2 separate regions of the Homo sapiens genome follow, and region 1 is linked to region 2. A link is a loop called in an ENCODE intact Hi-C map of the cell type or tissue named here. Cell type or tissue: dorsolateral prefrontal cortex. All regions are shown on one strand. Each heading gives the region's core, and the rest is flanking DNA. Links, peaks and the distances in the headings are about the cores only.

Region 1 (5,387 bases), core at 90-5,089, 78 kb before region 2:
ATTTTTGTTCCAAGTCTATATTTGATATAACAGGTATATTGTACATATATCTGATTTTTTCTGAATTAAAAACATTTACTTGGTACTATTTTTACTGACTGCTTGTTTACTTTGCAGTCACAAATTTATAAATTTTTAAATTTTCAAACATTCTAACTATTTTTAACAGGATTTGATTAGCCTCCTTTCCCTGTTTTCCTCATTTTTTTCCTACTAAAATCAATAATCTATTTAATGCTCTTATCTTCTTTTATAGTTTATGTAAAACTTTACTCCAATTTGAATAAAAATTAAGTTTTCTTTCTTTGCAATTTTTTAATTTGACTTTTTCTTATTCCTTTTAATCCCCTTTCTTGTCTTTGAAGCAGTCTGTTATTTTCTTGTCTCTTTTCTACAAGTCTTTACAAATTCTGATTAGTTGTTTTGTACCCCATCATATTTTTATTTATAGGGCAATGTTTTTTTTTTTTTTAAATCATCAACAATAAGACAAAAATGCCATGCAGATATACACATGTTCATCTTTCTTCTTAAAGGATTGTAGTGACTCCTATGAATCACACACTTTTTCAATAAATATTTTGTACTTCGCTTCCACTGGAACTTCACTAACCTTGTCAGAGAGGTGGGTTCTACTTACTAGCAGCGGTGGTGACATTTGACCTGTATCCTAATGGAAAGCAAGAGTTTGAATAGACAGACCATAGAGGAAAACACATCCATGGCCCCTAGTGAAACAAGGCAGTTTAAAACAGTGGATTTGATTAGTGGAAGATCATATTTAGAAAGTATGGTCTTCCCTGGAAGTCTCACAAACTTCAAGGTAAGTAGTTTTAGGTTGACAATATAGAAAATCTAATGAGGAAGCCATTGAGAGTGTAGGCCTGTAGTCTTTGGCGTGTTTTCTTGGGCCATAGTAACTTAAGTTGGAGTTGAGCATAATGAAAAACAAGAACCAGCTATAGGTGCACATTTAATCGCGCCTAAAGTATCTATTTGTATATCCTCTGAAAAATAATGCTAGTGAATAGGGCTAAAGTCCATTTGATTTAAAGACATGCTTTAAGGCCTTCATGAATAAAGAAGAATAACATAAAGGAATATTTCCCTTCCACCTTTCCATTTAGTGTCACTCTTATTAGATTGTTGATTATTTTAAAATAAACTAAAACACAGTAAATCGAGCCTTGTGCCTCATCTACCTTCCTAAAGTCATTTTTCAAAGAGTGAACAGGCCCCTAAAGTATGTATCTTATTAGGCAAATATCTAGTAGGTATGTCCTGACTGACGTGACCAGGCCTAGAGAACAATTCCTTGGGAAATCCTCTAAACCCTCAAGTACTGAAGTACAAAATGAAACCTGTATATACATGTTACAAGATGGCAAATTGGATTTTTCTGCATCATTTAATTGGCCCAAAGTTGAGGGCCAGGTTGCTAGTGATACTACAATCTAAGTTGGCGAGATACCAGTGAGCCAATTCAAGCCACTAAAATGAAACCAAGGCTGGTTCTGGTGGAGTAGGGGGGTGAGCATAAATGAGGCAAGTGGGGAAAGGTTAGGAAAAGAAGATTAGCTCAGAATTGAGATTGAGACTGATTTTATAAAATGAACAAAATCAAGTTTTACAAAAACACCTGAGAATGTCTTGAACCAAAATTGGCTGGAAAGTTAAGAAATCTGACCAAGATTCCATTCTAGAAATGGGAAATTGTCAATAAAGCATAAATGGGGGGAGCTGCAATGAAAACATTCAGTAAGTAGGCTAACAATGCATTCAGGTCAATTGGAAAAGGCACTTCTATTCCTCACTCCACAGCTTAAGAAGAGTGTGATGACTTTAAAGTGACTACCGACATGTCTCATCTCCAAAACAGGGCATAAGAATGTCAATTTGTTTAAAAATCCAGTATTAACCAAGGTTCACCCCTGATTATAGCACGAGTCGTTAAAAATATGGCTTTGGAGCCAGAAGTCTTGGGATGAAATTCTGTTAGTAGCCAGGTTACTTTCATCTCTTGGAGGCTCAGGTTCCTCACCTGAAAAACTGGGGGTAATTACACTTACTTGAGAGGGTTGATATATACATATTGATTGGAATAATCTCTGGAAAACAGCCTTTAGCAAGCACTCCATAAATATTATTGTTGATATTAAATATCATTTTCTGTCTTTCTGTCTAGATGGCAGTGCTGTTCATGGGTAAAATTCAATTATTGTCAGTATATTAACCTCTCTGCTTAGCTCCAATTAAAGGGGCTGAAGCCAAGTTGGCTTATGCTCATAATGATGATCTGTAACAGTACTGATGGACAAAAATCTTGCTGTGATGTTTAGAAAAATATAAAGAATTGGGAGTGCTTGCTAGAAGACTAACATTTTAAGGAGTGATCATCATTTGAATGAATCATTGTTTATGATTCGAGATGTAGATGAGAAAGTAAATACCACTCTTATAATACCTACATAGTCTTTGGCTTGAATAGTTTTTCTTCTTTTCTCCCTCATTTGATTTGTATTCCGTTTTCATTTAGTTCCATGTATATGGAACTCTGCCAGAGTTGAGAGGGCTGAAATGTGACTTACCACTAAATATTTGTTCAAAAATTTCTAGTGTTTTTCCAAGTCAGTATTTCAGTACATTTGCCTCCCCTCCCCACTGAAGGCTAATGCCAGCAGCCAAAGAACGAGAAGTAATCCTCAACTGTCTAACCAGGCAGTTGGCATAGCAGAGAAAAACATTTGACTATGCAAATATCCTCAACTTTCAAAAAAATTGGGATTAAAAACATAAAATAGAATGACTTGAAAAACTATTCAGAAATACTTGGGCATAAATTTTATGTGGCTATCATAAATCCCTTCTTAGGAGTTAACTGTCTTTTGCTACCTCATCTTCTTTCCTCTCTCCTGATAGTGATTTTCTCATTCTTTCCTTTAAGATGCAGTTGCAAGAATTGAACACTCTGTTTTACATTAATAATAACAATGTTCTCAGTCTCCATCAAAGCTAGGATCCAAGATTTTGTTTGGTACTTGGATTGCCACAGTGGATTTTTAGGGATATTCTTTCCCAACAATCTCTTACAATTCCAATGTGCTTAAAATGATTTTGCCAATAGAATAACTTCTATTTTCAGAATCTCTAATTCCAACATCTCCGATATCACCTCACCACTATCACCACTGTGTGTGTATGCACGCACACGCTCATGACTTTGTTTTCTCCCTAGGCAGACTGAATTAAGTTACAAGCACAGATGTCATAGACAAGCCCAAAAGTTTCATTGAAAATAGAGTATAAAAATGATGAAAAAGAAGTTAGAAAGAAGAAGAAAGAAGAAAGTTTGGGCATAGAACTAAAACAATGCAATAAGCAGCTTAGAGTAGTGGGTGTTGTGTTTACCTTTACCCCAGATGCCAATCTGTTTCATTAATTGCTTTTAATTCTGTCATGCAAGATAAGCTGATTATAGAATCTTTCAGAATTTCCATTATGGTTGTTTTTTTTTTTTCCCTTCTTGTAACTCCCATCATTTCAATTTTAATTAAAATTTATCCTACTATCATTTCAATTTGCCAAAATTTCACTTTGAATCACTTCTATTCATTTTCTTTAGGACAGCTTGATTACACAAAAATGATATATCAAGATGATGTTGGCCATCTTTGGATAAAACTATCTAAGATAAATCTTCTAATAGCTCATCATTTTTAAAAATTCACCTGAAATTTTTTTTCTAAAATATATATTTGTATTCCTGATCTGACACAGTGTCCTCCAATGCCTGAGACTATTTAGCCAGGTACTTAGCTACATAAATCAGAGCACATTTGACTGGCAAGAGACCGAACTTCAGTGAACTATTCTAAGGCCAGTTCTTTCAGAAAAACATACAGTGAGTAAGAAAGGGAAAGACCTGGGAGAGTTAAAGCTAAGACGGAAGCAGTGTTTTTACATGCTACAAAGTCTGTACAGTTTAGAGTTCTCCCAGGTTTGTACCAATAGAAACATATCAAATACAATACCCACCATTCATAGAATTCTGCAATTCTCTATGGGCTTTACAAACACACATTAGGTCCTGATAACCACTCTGTGAGTTGAGTACTAGCATTATCATGCAGTGGACATTTGTCTTTGCCTCCCTAGTATCTGTTTCCTTTTCTTGGATAAGCAGGCTCCGCTCTCTGTCCATCTGTTTGAATGGGGCTTGCTGTGGTTTGAATGTGTGCCCTCTACAAAATTCAGGTGTTGCTAATGTGATAGTATTAAGAAGTGGGGCATTTAAGAGGTGATCAGGCCATGAGAGTTCCTCCTCTGTGAATGGGATTAAGTCCCTTACAAAAGCAGCTTCACACAGCATTTGGCTAGCATGCCCTTCTGCCTTCTGCCACGTGAGGACACAGCATTCCTCCCCTCTGGAGGAAATAGTAGTAAGGCACCATCTTGGGAGCAGGCAGCAGTCCTCATCAGACAATTGAATCTGCCAGCAGCTTGATCTCAGACTTCCCAGCCTCCAGAACTGTGAGAAATAAATTTCTGTTTCTTATAAATTATCCAATCTCCATATTTTGTTATAGCAACACAAAACAGACTATGACAGGCTCTATCTTCAGCTCCAGGAAATAGTTTGTGTCAACCTCAGCTATGCTGTAACACTTTATGCCCTGGGACACAGAAAGTGGTTAGTAATGGCCTGTCTTTGGAAAGCTGAAAAGTGGTCTTTAACCTCAAAGGTCATAGACTGAAGCTGCTAGAAGTGACTTGCCACCACAGAGAGAGAGCCTGTATGAGAATGGAACCAACATAGAGCAAGGGGAGCTGATATATGGGAAAGATAAATGAGACCGTAACTGAATATTCATGACGTCTTTTGGATTCTGAATCAAACTGAACCCTGAATTCAGTCCAACACTGATTTTAGGCACTTGAGCCAATATATCCCCTTTTTGTTTTCTTGAGCTTGACTGGATTGAGTTTTCTGTGTCTGGTAATAGAAAGAATATTAATTGATTACATAATGTTATAAATAAGAAAACTGAGGCTCAAAAAGTTTTACACTTGTCCAAAGGTATCCAGCAGGCTGCAGACCTGGACTTTGAATCCAAGTTTTTCTCATTCAAAATATGTTTTTTCTAATGCAATATGAGGCATGAAGGCAATGGTATCCTTTTGAGAGGTGTGATGGTAAGTTTTATGTCAGCTTGGCTAGGCTGTGATGTCTAATTGCTTAACCAAACACTGGTCTAAATGTTTCTATGAAAGTATCTGTGGATATGATTAACACTCACAATCAGCTGAGCACAGTGGGCTCATACCTGTAATCCCAGCATTTTGAGAGGCCGAGGCAGGAAGGTCACTTGAACCAAAGAGTTCAAGGC
Region 2 (5,360 bases), core at 1-5,000:
ATTCAGGTGTAAGTATAAAACTGATGGCAGTTGGAGAAGGTCAGCATTACATATTCATTTTATTTTAAATAATTGATGATGTTTCCTGTCTCTGCTTACATTAATTGCTCTCAGGTGTTAGAAAATGACTCAGTGAGTTGCCTTTTAATATGCTTTTTTAGAAAGACAGTGTGTCTGCTCTTTGGAATACTAAAAGCCGCATGTACTGTGCAGGACTTTCTAACTGGAGGTTAATAAAGGGAAATTAAACATATGCATTGATGCTCTCTGCTGTGTGGAGAGGGAGAGTGTGCCCAACTATGCACCCAAGGATGTGAGCCATAATTCTATCCAATCTTAGAATAAAACTCATGTTTACCCAGATTCTCCTGGTCAGATGTAGATGGGAAAGCCAATTTGATATTTTCTAAGGTGGTGACACTAATAATGGAGTATAAAATACAAAGTCATTTTTCACAATCAGTCCATAGAAAGATATTCTTTATCAAGTACAAACCACAAGTATTTTTTCAATGAATGCAGTTATCCAAAGGAATAGGATGCCATTTTTAAAAATTGATCATACGTATACAGAAGAGCCAAGTTCTTAAAACAATGTCGATTTCACTGCTTCTCAAAATATCAACGGCCTTACTTACAGTCATTTATAAAAAGGTGTGGGATTTTTTGGTTTTAAACATTGTTTGTAAAGAGAAGTTGGGCAAACAACATGGCTGACTCTAAGTCCGGCTCCATTTGCATATCCTGCATTGGTGTTTCTGTGAAGTACATTTATGATGCCTATTAAAGAAAATCAAGAAACTTCTAAAACACTTTTCTTTGATGCATGCATCTAGAGTAGGACATGAATCAAATTCAAATGGAATCAAGTCAATCAGGATGAGTCTCAGAAGCACACCTGGCTTTTGAGAAAGAGTTAGTTGCTTTGGGGGGTATCCTAGGGGGAAGCATCTTACTTGGGGTGTCATCATCCAATCAGTAGATGTCTGATGGCTCTGTCCAGCAGTAGCAGTCTCAAACCCCACTGTGAAAAGAGGGGCTTCCTCCTATTTGTCTCTTCGATTTGAAGTTTATACAGGAAGAAGAGCAAGAGAATCATAAATAACATTTAAATTTAGGAGCTACACTTTTTAAGTTTTCAAGAAGACAGCAACTGTAACCAAAAGAGCTTTGTTCTCAGGCTAAATTTTGATTGATTAGGAAGCAGGACATTCTCTAACCATTGTAAACCATAACCTAATCATTAACTTTGTGAAGTTAATATTCAGCACTGTTTTTTTTTTTTTTTTAGATGGGGTCTCGCTCTGTCACCCAAGCTGAAATGCAGTGATACGATCATAGTTTACTGCAGCTTCAAACTCTTGGTCTCAAGGGATCCTCCCACCTCAGTCTCCTGAATAGCTACAACTACAGGCACACACCACCACACTCGGCTAATTACGTTTTTTACATTATTTTTTGTAGAGACAGGGGTCTCACTTTCTTGCCCAGACTGGTCTTGAACTGCTGGCTTCAAGCAATCCTCCCACCCCAGCCTCCCAAAGTGTTGGGCCTGCCTGGCCATATACAGTACTTTATACCGCATTGACCTATACAATCATTTACATGTGCACAAAATATGTGTGCAACATGCAGAGCTATAGCCAGGTGTGTGGTTGTGTGCAGACACATGCATATGCAGACAGAGGCGCACACACACACACACACACACACACACACACACACCAAGTCAGTACACCAGCTGTTCAGCATTATTTACAATATATTGGAATCACCGCTGACCTAAAGAGCTGAAGAAAATAACAGGCCATATTTTCAGCTTAGTAAAACCCTGCAGTAGGGAGCCCTTTATGAACAATTACAAGCATTTGCTGGAAATACATTTGCTGATTTAACAAACTGGGTAGGACAAATGTTTAACATGCTGTCGTAATGATGTTCAGATGCTTTTCTTAGTATTCGCTGATCTGAGATAATGCGTTCTTGCCCAATCATGCTACAAAGAAGCAGCGGAAATAAATAAATAAATAGATGTAATGTGATGCGCTCTCACAATAGCAGAGCTGCTGACTGCCCCTGACAGATGGGAGAAAAAAAAAGTCAATATGATGTCTGAGACAGCCCAGGCTCGGCACTGCAGAATAAATTACATGATTCGCTGAATGCCTGGGCTTCGCTCAGACATACAAAAAAATTGGAAAGATAAAAGCTTGCATTGGCTTCAGATGATATTTACTGCTTGATGGATTTACTAGCAGCCCCAGTACAGTCATACTGTATTGAATTATTGGCCTCTATTTAGCTGTGTGTCCGTCGGAGCTTGAGTGTCCATTTAAGCGTAAGTGAGCTGGAGGCCCGCCAAGTCTCTCAGAGGCTCTGGGTACAGAGGAAGACGCAAGCTAATGGCCACCAGCTTGAATAACAGGGAGCTTGAGGATACTGGGGTAGGCAACAAAGCCCAGCTACAAAGTACTTTCTTATCAATATTAATGCCAAAATAAATATTAATGGAGGCTTCCCGGCATACCATTTTTGAATGTGCCCTGTTTTCTTTGTATTTTAACACAAATAGCTGGAAATGACTGTGTGATTTTTTTCTTTCCCTCTCCTTCACACTTTTTCTCCCTTTGAATCTAAGAAGGAATTTGGAAAAGACCATTAGCTTTACTGCTGCCCGTTGTCACAGCAGCAGTGTTTCTATAAGGCAAAGGAGGCAAATGAAATGCTGGCTCTAAGAGGTATACAGCTTCCAATAAAATATATGATTAGAATTGTAATGTGCAGTACATCAGCTATTGTTACAGAGTCTTTACTGCATTGTGCTATGGCAGTTCAATTGGGAAGGAGCCTTCCATGTACAAAGCGCCCGTTAGGAAAGTTGCATTGTTATCATAGCTTCAAAAAAGAAGGTGGTGTGTGGAACAGGGGATATGTGCAACTCTCTGTACTTTCCACTCAGTTTTGCCATGAACGTAAAACAGCTCTAAAGCATAAAGTTTATTAGTTAAATAGAAACACACAAACACACATATACACACAAAGAGGGTGCAGGCAGGTTGGGTTGCGGTGGAGGAACAAAGAGGGCTAAGTGTTGAAGGCACTGGATTCAGCTACCCAGGGCCTAAAGTGTGAATGAACTGTAATTTTTCATAGTTTGTGCACTATAGGGAAGAGGGAGTAACTGGGGAGATGGGCCAGTCAAAGAGAAAGTCAGGGTCTGGCTCATCATTATTTATGGGAAAGATTAGGGGAGGGTTACTGCACAAGGATCCAGAGTGAGACCCACAGCGAGAGTTCTCAGACATCTGTGCAAGGCAACTGCTTCCATGAGCAGCACCAAGAGACCACATGCTCCAGGAAGATGCACATGGAGCATGCCAGCTGACTAAGTGTGCAAGGCCGGCTTCAGGAGGGTCTCCATGCTCTGGCAAGAGCAGGCACAGCCTCCAAGGCCAGAAACCCTCCCTGCATCGACTTGCCATGCAACCCTGAGCAAATCACTTAATTTCTTTTGTCCCTATTCTCTATCCTGTAAAATAGTTGATGATATCATAATAACAATGAACTACATTACAACATATTTAATGGATCAGGTGGAGTATGGATGACAAAAAGGTGAGCAGTGTTTCAGCAGTGTTAAACTTTTGGAGTGCATTTATGATCATTCTCACATTTATTCTCTCCACAGAACAGTGCATGGGTCTTGCTATGCCCATTTTATAGAATAGAAAAGTGAGGCACAGCTACTTAACCCAGGTCGCACAGCTAGATCACAGAAACACTAAGACTGGCCCCTAAGCCTCCCTTCTGATATACTTTCTGAACTATGAAACTTGAAAAGTCACCATCCCCTATTTGAACAGCAGGAGTAGGCACAGGTGACCCAGTGGACCCAGAAGTGCATCACTACCCTGAACTTGACTTGCTGCAGGACCTCTGATCACATCCCCTAAGTCCCTGGCCCTTCTCTCCAGCTCAGACCTGCCACTGTGAGGGGTTCCTGGGACCAGCAGTGTTCAGATAGACTAGCTGGGGGATCCCAAGGCCCCGAATGCCTAGGATAGACATCTCTCGGCTGGCTTTATGCAGAGCAAACTATTCTGAGGCTGAAGGGGCGTTGGATGCCACGGTCCGTCCCGCCTGCTTTCTGGGTGCTGCTCTCACTTTGCAGACTGCTCACAACAAACAGCAACCATCTATTTCATTCTGACCGGTTCTCACACTAGAACACTTAAATCCATTCTTTCTTTCTCTTGCTTTCTCAAAGCAAAAGAATCCATAAGGCAAAAGGAAATAATCACTGTATCTCAGACTCACAATAATGGAGCATAATTGCTATTTTCGTCTTGGTACTTGACACACATCATCTCACTTCTTCATCAGAATAGTGCCACAAAGTTGTCAGTATTGTTTGTTTTCATTTTCCACAGATGAGTGAATTGAGGTTCCAAGAGGTTAAATCTTTGCTCAGGGTCACACAACTGGTAAGTCAATAAGCTCAGCTTTAAAGCCCTGATTTGGCTGGTTCCAAAGCCCAGGTTTCTCCAGAAAATGTGATGCTCTTTCTGGGATGGCCCTGAAGAGTCTCTGTTTAACAATGCAAGAGAGTTGGCAATCTATTTTTTAAAGTCTTTTATGAAAAATGATCAAGTTTTTCTAATGATACTTTAAGAAAGGAAGAATGTAAATACTATTATGTGTTGTAATTCACCTTTTCTTACAAGGATTTTTTTCTAAAAGCCCCAAGTAGTTTGGTACAGAGTCAAATACCTGGAGCTGGAATCAAACTGGCTGGAGTTCCAGGCCCTGCCCCACCAAGGGCTAACATTCAAACTTTAACATTCTTGTGCCTCATTGCACTCAAGTTCATGTAATGGTAATAACAATACTTTGCTTGTAAGGTTGTTAGGAATATTGAAATAACGTATGGTGCCTTAGCCCATAGGCCTCAATACTTGAGGCTTCTTATTGGTAGTAATAGTAGTATCAACATAACAATGTACATGATTGACTTAAAGTAATTAAACTATGAGACACCAGCCAGCCAGTGTCATAAAATAGGCAGATCACGACAGAGAGGGTGCTTTATTACTCTTAGTAACTACCAAAATGATATTGTTAGTTGCTAGAATAACCTGCAGATTATAAATAGGGAGCTGCAAACACACATGGGACCAGGGGCTCTCTTCAAAGGGTTGCTGTTTCAGATAGAGGGCAAGAGTGACTTTGAATCTGGCAGTCTCTGTGGCATCTGCTTATGGGAGGTAGTACTGAGAGATGTCTTGTTTCTTGGCCAGGGTGACACGATTTGTGATTTATGCCCCTTATCACACCAGGGCTCAGCAAGCAGCAGCCTCTCT

What was found. A loop is a pair of places that touch in the nucleus more often than their neighbours do. Peaks named below come from ENCODE experiments on the same cell type or tissue, not always from the same donor. Only the 100,000 strongest peaks of a DNase experiment are listed, where the experiment ranks them.
Region 1: it touches region 2 in a loop (2.1-fold over the local background); 1 of 110 quality-filtered maps calls a loop at or near these places.

The regions. Positions count from the first base shown.
Region 1 is chr5:124,048,015-124,053,401 of GRCh38, forward strand. No RefSeq gene overlaps it. Among named protein-coding and RNA genes, the nearest start is that of LINC01170, 390 kb to the right of the region's middle. In dorsolateral prefrontal cortex, for the core only: a CTCF peak has its summit at 2,197; no DNase peak of the experiment used is centred there.
Region 2 is chr5:124,125,716-124,131,075 of GRCh38, forward strand. All of the region lies in intron 4 of LINC01170 (long intergenic non-protein coding RNA 1170), which reads right to left. Among named protein-coding and RNA genes, the nearest start is that of LINC01170, 310 kb to the right of the region's middle. In dorsolateral prefrontal cortex, for the core only: no CTCF peak of the experiment used is centred there; a DNase peak (open chromatin) is centred at 2,356; H3K4me3 peaks cover 1,172 bases; H3K27ac peaks cover 2,559 bases.